Linked DNA regions of Homo sapiens: region 2 is linked to region 1. The links are chromatin contacts, found by Hi-C or POLR2A ChIA-PET in ENCODE. All regions are on one chromosome and are shown on one strand. Each heading gives the region's core, a stretch centred on a gene start or an enhancer-like site at or near the end of the contact. The rest is flanking DNA. Distances are from core to core; before and after follow the strand shown.

Region 1 (4,575 bases), core at 1-2,500:
AATCGCTTGAACTTGGGAGGCAGAGGTTGCAGTGAGCCGAGATCGCGCCACTGCACTCCAGCCTGGGCGACAGCAAGACTCCGTCTCAAAAACAAAAACAAAAACAAAAACCCTGATCTTTCACTTCGGGCCTGACAGCAGCTTGACTGGAAGTTTGCTCCCGCAGTTCTGAGATTCTGGCCTTTTCTTTTGTCCCATTGGTACTTTTTGCTGCCAGGGTTTCCTGTCCTTCAGGTTTCCATCCCCAATCAGTTGAGAGTCCGACTGGAGTACCCAAGGTGCGTTGAGGAATGAGGCACAGCCCTGGGCTTAACTCATCCAGCCTGGCCAGCTCAGCCTTCCCCTGTCAGGTGGGAGCCTAGGATTGCTGTCAGCCCAGGGAGCAGAGTTGGAAGAAGGGGGCAGGGCCCTACCTAGGCTGCGGCCCATCGGGGCAGCCTGCGCTGGTGGCTTCGGAAGGCCCTGGTTTGAGGATGGGTGCGGCAGGAACAGCCTGAAGATAGTGGATGGAGAAGGTACCTGAGGTGTTGGGAGCTCTGCTGGTGAGCTGGGCCCTTCACGTCAATGTTAGAGGTTGTTACGTGCTAGGCGCTGTTCAAGCACTGGGAATTAGCTAAACAAAATGACCATTACTGTCATGGAGCTCACCCCTAGTTGAGAAAAATAAGCCGAATCACACGGCAAGTGCTAGGAAATATAAGCAGGGATAGTGAGGGAGTTATTTTACCTAAGTTTGAAGGGAAAGCCCTCTGATAAGGCGACATTTGAGCAAAGGCCCGGAAGAAATGAGATACGTCTCGCCCAGTCGCACCCTGTCTCTACCTGACAAGTCTCCGGCCCGCGGACTGAGTGGGGGACCTGGGCGGCCGCCATCCCCCACTTCCTCATTGTTCCACGGCCCTGGATCGCCTTCTTTTCTCGGTCCTCCCGAGGACCGGATGCTTCTCCTCTCCCTGGCGTGTGTGGAAGAGATGGACGCTACGCTAGAGCACATCGCACGGGCGGTCCCATTAAAAATCAGATGGGGGAGAGAAGCGAGCCCAAGTCAACCGAGGGGAGCGGGGAGCGGAAAGGGAGGAGCCGTCGGGGGCGGGACAGACACCCTGCCCACCGGAGGGGCGCGCCACCGCCGCCCCCGCTCCACTCCGCCAGGGGGCGCTGTGTGGCTCCCGAGTAGGCTCAGAGCGACCGTGGCCGGGCGGAAGCGGCTTTCTGGCCTAAGCTTTAACAGGCTTCGCCTGTGCTTCCTGTTTCCTCTTTTACCAAGGACCCGCCAACATGGTAGGTGTTTTGGCTCGAGGCCGCCATCCTCCACAATCGTCCCCCATCTGCAGCTTCCCGCGGTCCTCAGCCCACAGAGAGGCCCTGGGCCGGGAAGGCGCAGAGCCCTGTCAGGCTGGAGCGCAACGGGCCGGCGGCTTCCGCATTAAGCCCGGCGCCCGGCACTGTTTAGCCGGGCCCTCTCCGGCTCAGCGCAGCCGGCGGTCCCCAACCACACCGGCCGGGGCTCGGCGCCGCACTCTTCCCAGAAGGTTGCGCTGGCTCGTGAGTGATCCTGTCCTCTCCACCCGCAGGGCCGCGTTCGCACCAAAACCGTGAAGAAGGCGGCCCGGGTCATCATAGAAAAGTACTACACGCGCCTGGGCAACGACTTCCACACGAACAAGCGCGTGTGCGAGGAGATCGCCATTATCCCCAGCAAAAAGCTCCGCAACAAGATAGCAGGGTGAGTCGGGCCTTCCTCGGCCTCCGGGGCTCCGCGATCTGTTTGTGTGCTCTGCCGCCCTCCGACTCGGGAAGAGACGGTGCCTTGGTGGTTTCGTTAGCCTGAGACTCCCTGGTGTCCCGGAGAAGGGCTAGAGCTCTGCGTGTGCAGGATTTCTGTTGTGAACTTAGGCCTGTGTCATGACTGGCCGCGGTGACCCTGGGTCGAAGGTAGCCACCGTCAGACCTCTTGCTTTGAAGCTACGTTGCTTTTAGTTGTCAACTTTTTTCTTTCTTTTTTTTCTTTTTTTTTTGAGACGGAATCTTGCCCTGGCGCCCAGGCTAGAGTGCAGTGGCGCCATCTCGGCTCACTGCAACCTCCGTCTCCCGGGTTCAAGCGATTGTCATGCCTCAGCCTTCCCAGTAGCTGGGATTAGAGGCACGTGCTACCACACTCGGCTAATTTTTGTATTTTTAGTAGACAACAGGGTTTCACAATGTTGACCAGGCTGGTCTCGAACACCTGACCTCAAGCGATCCGCCCGCCTCGGCCTCCCAAATTGCTGGGATTACAGGCGTGAGCCACCTCGCCCGGCTGGATGTCAACTTCTAATGCTTACTTCACAGTTGCAGTTACTGTTCGAGAGATTTATAGGCATATGGCCTGGAAGAATAGTGCCAAAGTCAACGTATTAATTGCCAAGTTATGTGAATTTGAAATTGGAAGAAAATGAAGGCTGTGAAGGGTCGTGAAACTGCGGGGCGGGGCGGGGCGAGTTGGGGGTGGGGCGCTTGATCATCATGAAGGAGAGTTTGAATAGAGAGTGAGAAACCAAGGGGAAGGAATGCTCAGGCCAGTGGAGGTTCTATGTGTAGGAGGTCCCAGGATAGTGAGTCCTCTTCCTTCTCACTGTGGAAAAGAACTAAAGCGGGTATTTATATATGCACATGTGCTCAGTACCAGGTGGGAGTTGATTTGTCTTCTCACTGTTCTCTTTGGCTGTGTGTGCTTTGTAGTTATGTCACGCATCTGATGAAGCGAATTCAGAGAGGCCCAGTAAGAGGTATCTCCATCAAGCTGCAGGAGGAGGAGAGAGAAAGGAGAGACAATTATGTTCCTGAGGTAAACTTTCTGGATATTTGGGCTTCTGGCTAATCCTCAAATGATAAAGCTATGGGTTCTTGGCTTCCAAAGGGACCTCAGCTGAATCTGAGACCTTTAATCCATACATTCCATAACCAGCTGTGGGTGCCCATAGGCCCCCTACCAGTTTCTTAGCCTCCATTCTGCTCTTCTGGAACCAGTTAAGTCTATTCCATATTTCATGAGAGCCCTTAATGTTGATTTGATGACTGCTGTCGTGGCTCGATTGTTTGCCCCTAATATAGTATTCTTTGGTGTAAACACAGACTTCAAGTGTTCTGAATACTGAATGAGGGCATGGGAAGGTAAGGCCAGAAGAACAGGTCATCGGGGTCTGTAATACTGTAAGAGACTGCTCACCTTGTGAGAGGAATGCTATCCTTGTGCAGCTCCTCTTCCCCATATTTAAGAACCTGGGGAGAGGAGGAGGAGAGGTGAGTGATAATCTCATTGATTGGTATTTTGACCCTACCTCGTTTCCTTGTAGGTCTCAGCCTTGGATCAGGAGATTATTGAAGTAGATCCTGACACTAAGGAAATGCTGAAGCTTTTGGTAAGTGTTTGCTGGATTCCTAAAGTGGTATTTTCCTGGTCAAAAACCATCAGTAGGTCTTATTATCCAAGGTCACCCAGCTAGTAAGTGGCAGAGTTGGGAATCCCATCTAAACTTGTAGCCACTAAACTGGACTGCTTTCATAAGGGGTGTAGCGGAAGTTGTGTGCATTGAGTTAGTTCGCCACAAGATCATGATTCCCAAATCTAGTGGCTTCCAGGACACCTTTTCTCTCTTGGCTGCTTCTGTTCTTGGTTTTATAGCTGGCTTACGTTGCCCCCTTTGTGTCAGCCCTGGCTGAATCTGCCTGCTTTTCTTCTGTGAAGGCATTCCTTTGGTGTCTCCATGCTAACCACTCAGAAATGAGCTTTGGTCCATTTCCAGGTACATACAAGGCACTACTTAGGTAGTTCACGAGTATCTTCATTGCACTTTGATGTTTTTTCTATGGCTTATCTTAGTCCTTTTGCATACTTGGGTGAAAGCATGGGCTTCATGGGCGGTTGGTGATTTTGAACAACTTCATTTTTCCTATTTTTATGGTCATTAAATGTTTAAGACACTCAAAAAGGTAGTAGCAAAATGAACTCACATGTACTTTCCCAGCTTCAGAAAAACATCACCAGTACAGCTACAGCCCCGCTGTGGGTCTTTTCTTCCTGAAATAACCACTGCGCTGAATGCAGCATTTTTGTTGAAACTAAAATGGGTTTCTGAGGACCAAATAGGACATGGAGTTCCAGGTATAAGTTGGGCCCTTGGCTTCTTGCCCTGCCTACCAGCCTGAACTTGTTTGAGGGCAGGGTCTGCTCTTGCCTCCCTCCCTTCTGCTTGATGCCTTGTGTACTTGGGCCCTTCACAAATGTTGATTAGATTAGTAATAGCTCTTACCCAGGGCTGGTCCTGGAAAGCAAGTGGCACTGTGTATTCTCAAAGGGACAGAGTTTTGCTTTAGAGGACATTTGGCAATGTCCAGACACATTTTTCGTTCTCATAGCCAGGGGATACCTGCTAACTTCTAAGGGGTAGAGGCCAAGGATGTTGCTAAACTTTCTGCAATACACAGTACAGCTGCCTATAACAAAGAATGTCCAGCCCAGGATGTCTACGTTGCCAAGATTGAGAAACGGTGTTTTAGAGTGATTGATAGGAAGGGGTTGTGAAAACAGATACA
Region 2 (4,754 bases), core at 1-2,500, 280 kb after region 1:
ATTTTTGCTTAGATTTTTATGATACTTCTTGTGTATTTATTGCATTGTCAAAAAATAAAAATAAACCCTTAAAAAGACAAAACTAACAACCACAGCCCAAAACAAACAAACAAGAAGTAAAATCACGCCATTCCAATGGTGGCCCTCAACATAATGAAGACTGAATTTCCTTACAGTTGAATGAGAAAGGAACTTGCGTTGAATATAAATTAGGAGAAAAGTAAAAATTTTCTCCTGCACACCAGTCTGAGGATTCATACACCCAAAGTTAATTTGTTGATATTTTAATCTATATATAATTATGAACTGTGTTTATTATGAGACTATTAAAAAAACTGCTTTCCATCAACATGTAGGTGTTTTCTTTGAATGGGATTACAAATACACCAGGGATTGACAACGTTCATATTTACTTAGCAAATAATGATCTAATCCCTGGGTCAATAGTGAAGCTGAGGAAGGAGAGGACTGTGTTTACAGGTGATGGAAGGTTGTTAGGCAGGACTCACAGTTGGATTCTAGATTTCAGGGTAGGGACTACTTACTGACTTTTCAGTCAGGCGGATCCCAAAGAACTGCTGCCTGGACGGGAATGGGAATATGGTCTGGCTGGGAGGACAGAAAGCTACAGATGAAAGAAAATGTGATATGGGTTGCAGACTCAGGGCCTTGAGCACTGTTCTTTCTCATCTTCGTGGTGGGGGATTATGGGGTGGAAATGCACTCTCCCAGTCGGATCACATCCCACTACTCACCAGCGTTATATCCCGTCGCGGCTTCACATATATTACTTACCTGGCCCGGGTGGCATTTTACTTTGCATCCTTGATTGGGAGTCTCAGGGGCTACGAACAAACGTTTTACCCCCGGGTAGCAGGCGGGTGAGGAGCGAGTATTCGCGGAGCGGGATAAGTGGGGATGTCGCTGCGCCCTCGTCCCTTCATCTCCGGGGGACGGCCACTCTCAGGGTTCCCGAGGAGCCGGCTCCGTGCACCTAGGCCCTAGGTCGGCTCCCAAGCCCGGGCCCGCCGCTACACCAGCCGTTTCTTACCCGCAGCTACAAATCTGACACAGACACCAGCTCCTCATACTCTTGGCTCCCATGCTTTCCTCCACCGCGCCTCAGCACTTGCAGCTTCTCCACTCCCACAGCGCCCGCCGTAGTCAAGGCAACAGAGGGATGCCCGGTGACAGACTCGGCGCCGGCTTCCGGCGGCGTCAGAGACGTGCGGGTGAAAGGTCGAGCGACAGCCGGCCCCGCCCCCTGGCGCGCGGGCGTGTCGGACCCGCAGAGCTCTCGGACTTTCGGAAGCTCTCGGTGTGGGTGCGACCCGAGAGAAGGAGCGGGGCTGGTGGGGCTGCTGCAGCCGGTGAGTGTGGGCTGGCGCTGGGGGCTGGAACCTCCTAGGCCAGCCTTTGGGCGGTGCCGGAGGAACCCGCTCGCTGCGGCTCTGAGGCGGGAACAGGGGCTGGGGCCGAGCGCGGGCTGGGAGCTTCGGTCCCCGGAGTGCCGCTTCCCGTCTGGGGCCGGGGCGGTCGCCTGTCTGTGTGGACCCAGGATCCTCAAAGAGAACGAATCTGGGACCCTGCAGAAATGAAGGGCATGTAGTGTAGAGGTTTTTCCTTTTTATTTAGAAAGGAATGAAAGACCGGCAGTGCACCTGCTTGGATAATAAGCACGTGACCCAAAACTTTGTTCGGGCTCCATGGGCAGGAATAAAGCTGGGTATTTGACCTCGCGCGAGGACGAGCGAGAATGTCAGAATGAGGGACTTGGGGGAAGACTGAAGAGAGAAAGGGAGCATCTTCTTCAGCATTTTCTCTCCCTCCTGGATGCAACCCTTCCTGTACGTGGTCATTGGCCTGGAGATGTTTACTGGAGTACTCCTCCACCGGCAGGGTTACTGGTGTCACTGTGCACCCAGTCCCCTCGAGCTGCGTGATTCATCGCAGCCTTTGGATCCGGAAGGATGAGCAAACTCCTTAAGTGTAATCGTGGTAGGATACTGACTTTAGTGCTCGAACTGGACTTAGGCCTTGGTGGTCTATCTCATCAATAAACATTCACTGGGTTCTTGGTTTAAGGGGTTTGAGAAGCTTGCCACCTCCCAGCGTTTATTATTATTTTTTTCTTTTGCCCCGACCTTTAGCCTCTGGGCCATTTGTAATACATATTTAATTTTTAGTCACAGGAAATAAGTAATCATGGTGCTCAACAGTTTGGATAAGATGATTCAACTCCAGAAAAACACTGCCAACATCAGGAATATTTGTGTTTTGGCTCATGTTGACCATGGTAAGAATACTTTTTAAATGGCTTATTTTGATAAATAAGGGAGATGTGTCTCTGTATGTCTCAGTGGAGTGAAGCTGTGGACAGCTGAGAGTGATGTTTGCTAAGAAGCAAGTCTTCTTTCTTTAAAAGTTTTGTGTGATGTTAGGGAAGCCTGCTTTGCTATAAAGCATTTGAAATGAACACGGTTACCTAGTGAGTAGCATTCTTCTATATATTATGTCATGTTGTTTTTTAAAGCAGAACTTGAATTTTTTGTTTTTGAAATGGCTTTACATATAAAATGTCTGTAGTCTTGACATAATGTCCTTAGAGTCTGTGGTATGTGATCCTATTTAATTCATCAGATATTTATCAAACGTCTGTTAAGTTCAAGATATTTTGCTTAGTATGTCTGAAGGTGGAGATTTATGAGTAGGGCACTAGCCCAGGGGAGGTTTTAACGGGGAGCAGAGCAAAATGAGACAAACAAGAGAAAAAAGTAGACTCTAAGGTTGGGAGAACTAGAGGATTAGGAAGTGAGGGGTTAGGAAAAGACCTCACAACATAATTAGTATTAGAGATGACACTTGAAGGGGGCTCAAGATGACAAATGGAGATAATCATTACAGGTGGGAATGTGTCATCAAGGGGAGAGGGAAATATATGTGGTCAAAGCCCAGTATATGGGAAAGGCAGAGATAGCTAACCCATGGTATGTTCTTCTGACAGATACTGCTGTAACTCCATAGCGCTCCTTCATGCTAAGCCTCCTCTTGATTTCAAACCTCTTGGTAGTTTAGGTAACCACAGCAAAGTGATTGGGATGGGCATATGAAATAAAACATATTTACCATCCTGAAGATGAAGGACCAGTTGGCGAGGTGAAGAAGCAGGCTGAGTCATATCTCATAGAGCTGCTCATGCCAGCTAGGAACTGGGATAAGAGTTGAGTGCTCCAGCTCTGGAGTTAGACAACCTAAGTTCAGATCTCCATTTTCAAGTTACATACCTTGCCTTTTTGAGCTTCAATATACAGCATCTGTAAAACAGGATGAAAACTATACCTGCTTTATAGGCTATAGGATTAAATGTGATAATAATGAGAGGGAAGGTAAACGCTTCACCATGAAAACGATCATTAATGTCTACTATTAGGCAGTAGGGAGCCTTTGGGGGAAAACATGGAGCAGGAATGATGTAATCAAATAAAACATGAGAAAGATTAGATTGGTAGACATGCTTAGGATGGATCCAAAGTCAGAGATTAGGTGGCTGTTGTCATTGATAGAAGAGCTGAAGTAATGTGAGTATGGAAACTGACAGAAAGACAGATAGTGGATCACTTACAAGTGAAGCCAGCTGTGAATGAGTTTTAGTACAAATCCAGTGAGTAACCCCTGCCTCCATGAGTTTTTATAATTTTACTGCTCACATTTTGAGAATGTGAAGGCTGATAAAAGGGTTTTTTTTTTCTTTATGAATTTATTCAAGTGGAAAGTTAGTGGGGTGTAACAAATTACTTTAAATGTATTGTTTAAAATTATGTTAAGCTGCTACTATCCTAAAAAACCTGGGATTCATCCATTCAACAAGTATTTTCTGAAGGTCTTCTATATGACAAGCGTTGTTCTGGTCCTAGGGATACTGCTGTGAATAAAGCAAAGTTCCTGCTTGCTTGATAATTATTTTCTAGGGAGGTATATACTTGGTGTACTTAGAATAAATTCAGCTTTACTGGGTAGCAGGAAAGTGATGCTCTAGGATTATATGCTAATACATATTTACATTGCAGACAGATAGCAGTGTTAAATATCTTCAGTTCTCCTACTCATTGGTCTCTGGTTTGAACAATACAGAGATTCCATAGCTTTGCTGAAGTTCCTAAAGTGCAATAAAGACTTGTCTTGAAGGAAAAAAACCCTCCTTTGCTTACTCCAACCCAGTTGTAGTAATTATGCATACCCCTGACATTCTTTACACAGAATCACCTGTTTATATCACATAAAATCTCATAGACTTTAGTTGTATGTAGTCTGCTTAATAAAAGTAACTATAAATATATTCGAAGATTCTTTTGCTTTAAAGTAGATTCCTAGGTTTAGATTTGGATACTAGGTTTCATTGGTTGTTACAGTATGTTTATGCCCTCCACATGCTATATTACAAACAGTAAGAGATATGGATAATGTTCCTGAATTTCTTTGATAAGTAAGTATTTTCTTAAGACAGTTTAGCAAATTCCAGCTGAGGCCATGCATGGGGAAATATGGCAAAAGAGTATGTTCTCTAAAGTTACTTGACAACTTTTCAGATGAGGTTGAGTAGATCCACAGGGTTGGAGATAAGATTACAGCATTATAGAGTGCTAGCCTCTGTGTCCTTCCAGATGATATTCTGTTCAAAAGTCTAATAAATCTCTTTTGTCACCTAGCATAGGTAAATAGAAAATCTTTACTAAACCAATTCTTATGACCAGATT

What was found. A loop is a pair of places that touch in the nucleus more often than their neighbours do. ChIA-PET counts read pairs that join two places held with the same protein, here RNA polymerase II (POLR2A). Pooled maps may share reads with other maps.
Region 2: a loop to region 1 is called in a map of ascending aorta, with 3 times the contacts of the local background. The contact joins the promoter of EFL1 here to the promoter of RPS17 in region 1. A Hi-C loop is called at or near these places in 2 of 168 maps with a recorded cell type or tissue (ascending aorta and naive thymus-derived CD4-positive, alpha-beta T cell), 7 of 37 single-sample maps with no recorded cell type and 17 of 50 pooled maps. POLR2A ChIA-PET finds 5 or more read pairs at or near these places in 6 of 52 experiments (A549, B cell, H1 and 3 more).

What each region holds. Positions count from the first base shown.
Region 1 is chr15:82,537,132-82,541,706 of GRCh38, reverse strand. It overlaps RPS17 (ribosomal protein S17), which reads left to right and starts at 1,250. Exons shown (of 5, transcript NM_001021.6): 1 at 1,250-1,281; 2 at 1,575-1,726; 3 at 2,722-2,827; 4 at 3,336-3,401. The coding sequence starts at 1,279. RefSeq lists an enhancer at 393-894 and silencers at 1,014-1,113, 1,124-1,243.
Region 2 is chr15:82,259,230-82,263,983 of GRCh38, reverse strand. It overlaps EFL1 (elongation factor like GTPase 1), which reads left to right and starts at 1,250. Exons shown (of 20, transcript NM_024580.6): 1 at 1,250-1,370; 2 at 2,187-2,296. The coding sequence starts at 2,206. SAXO2 (stabilizer of axonemal microtubules 2) reads right to left here and starts at 1,166. Exons shown (of 4, transcript NM_001348699.2): 1 at 1,052-1,166. The coding sequence starts at 1,104. RefSeq lists enhancers at 946-1,015, 1,036-1,125 and a silencer at 3,134-3,320.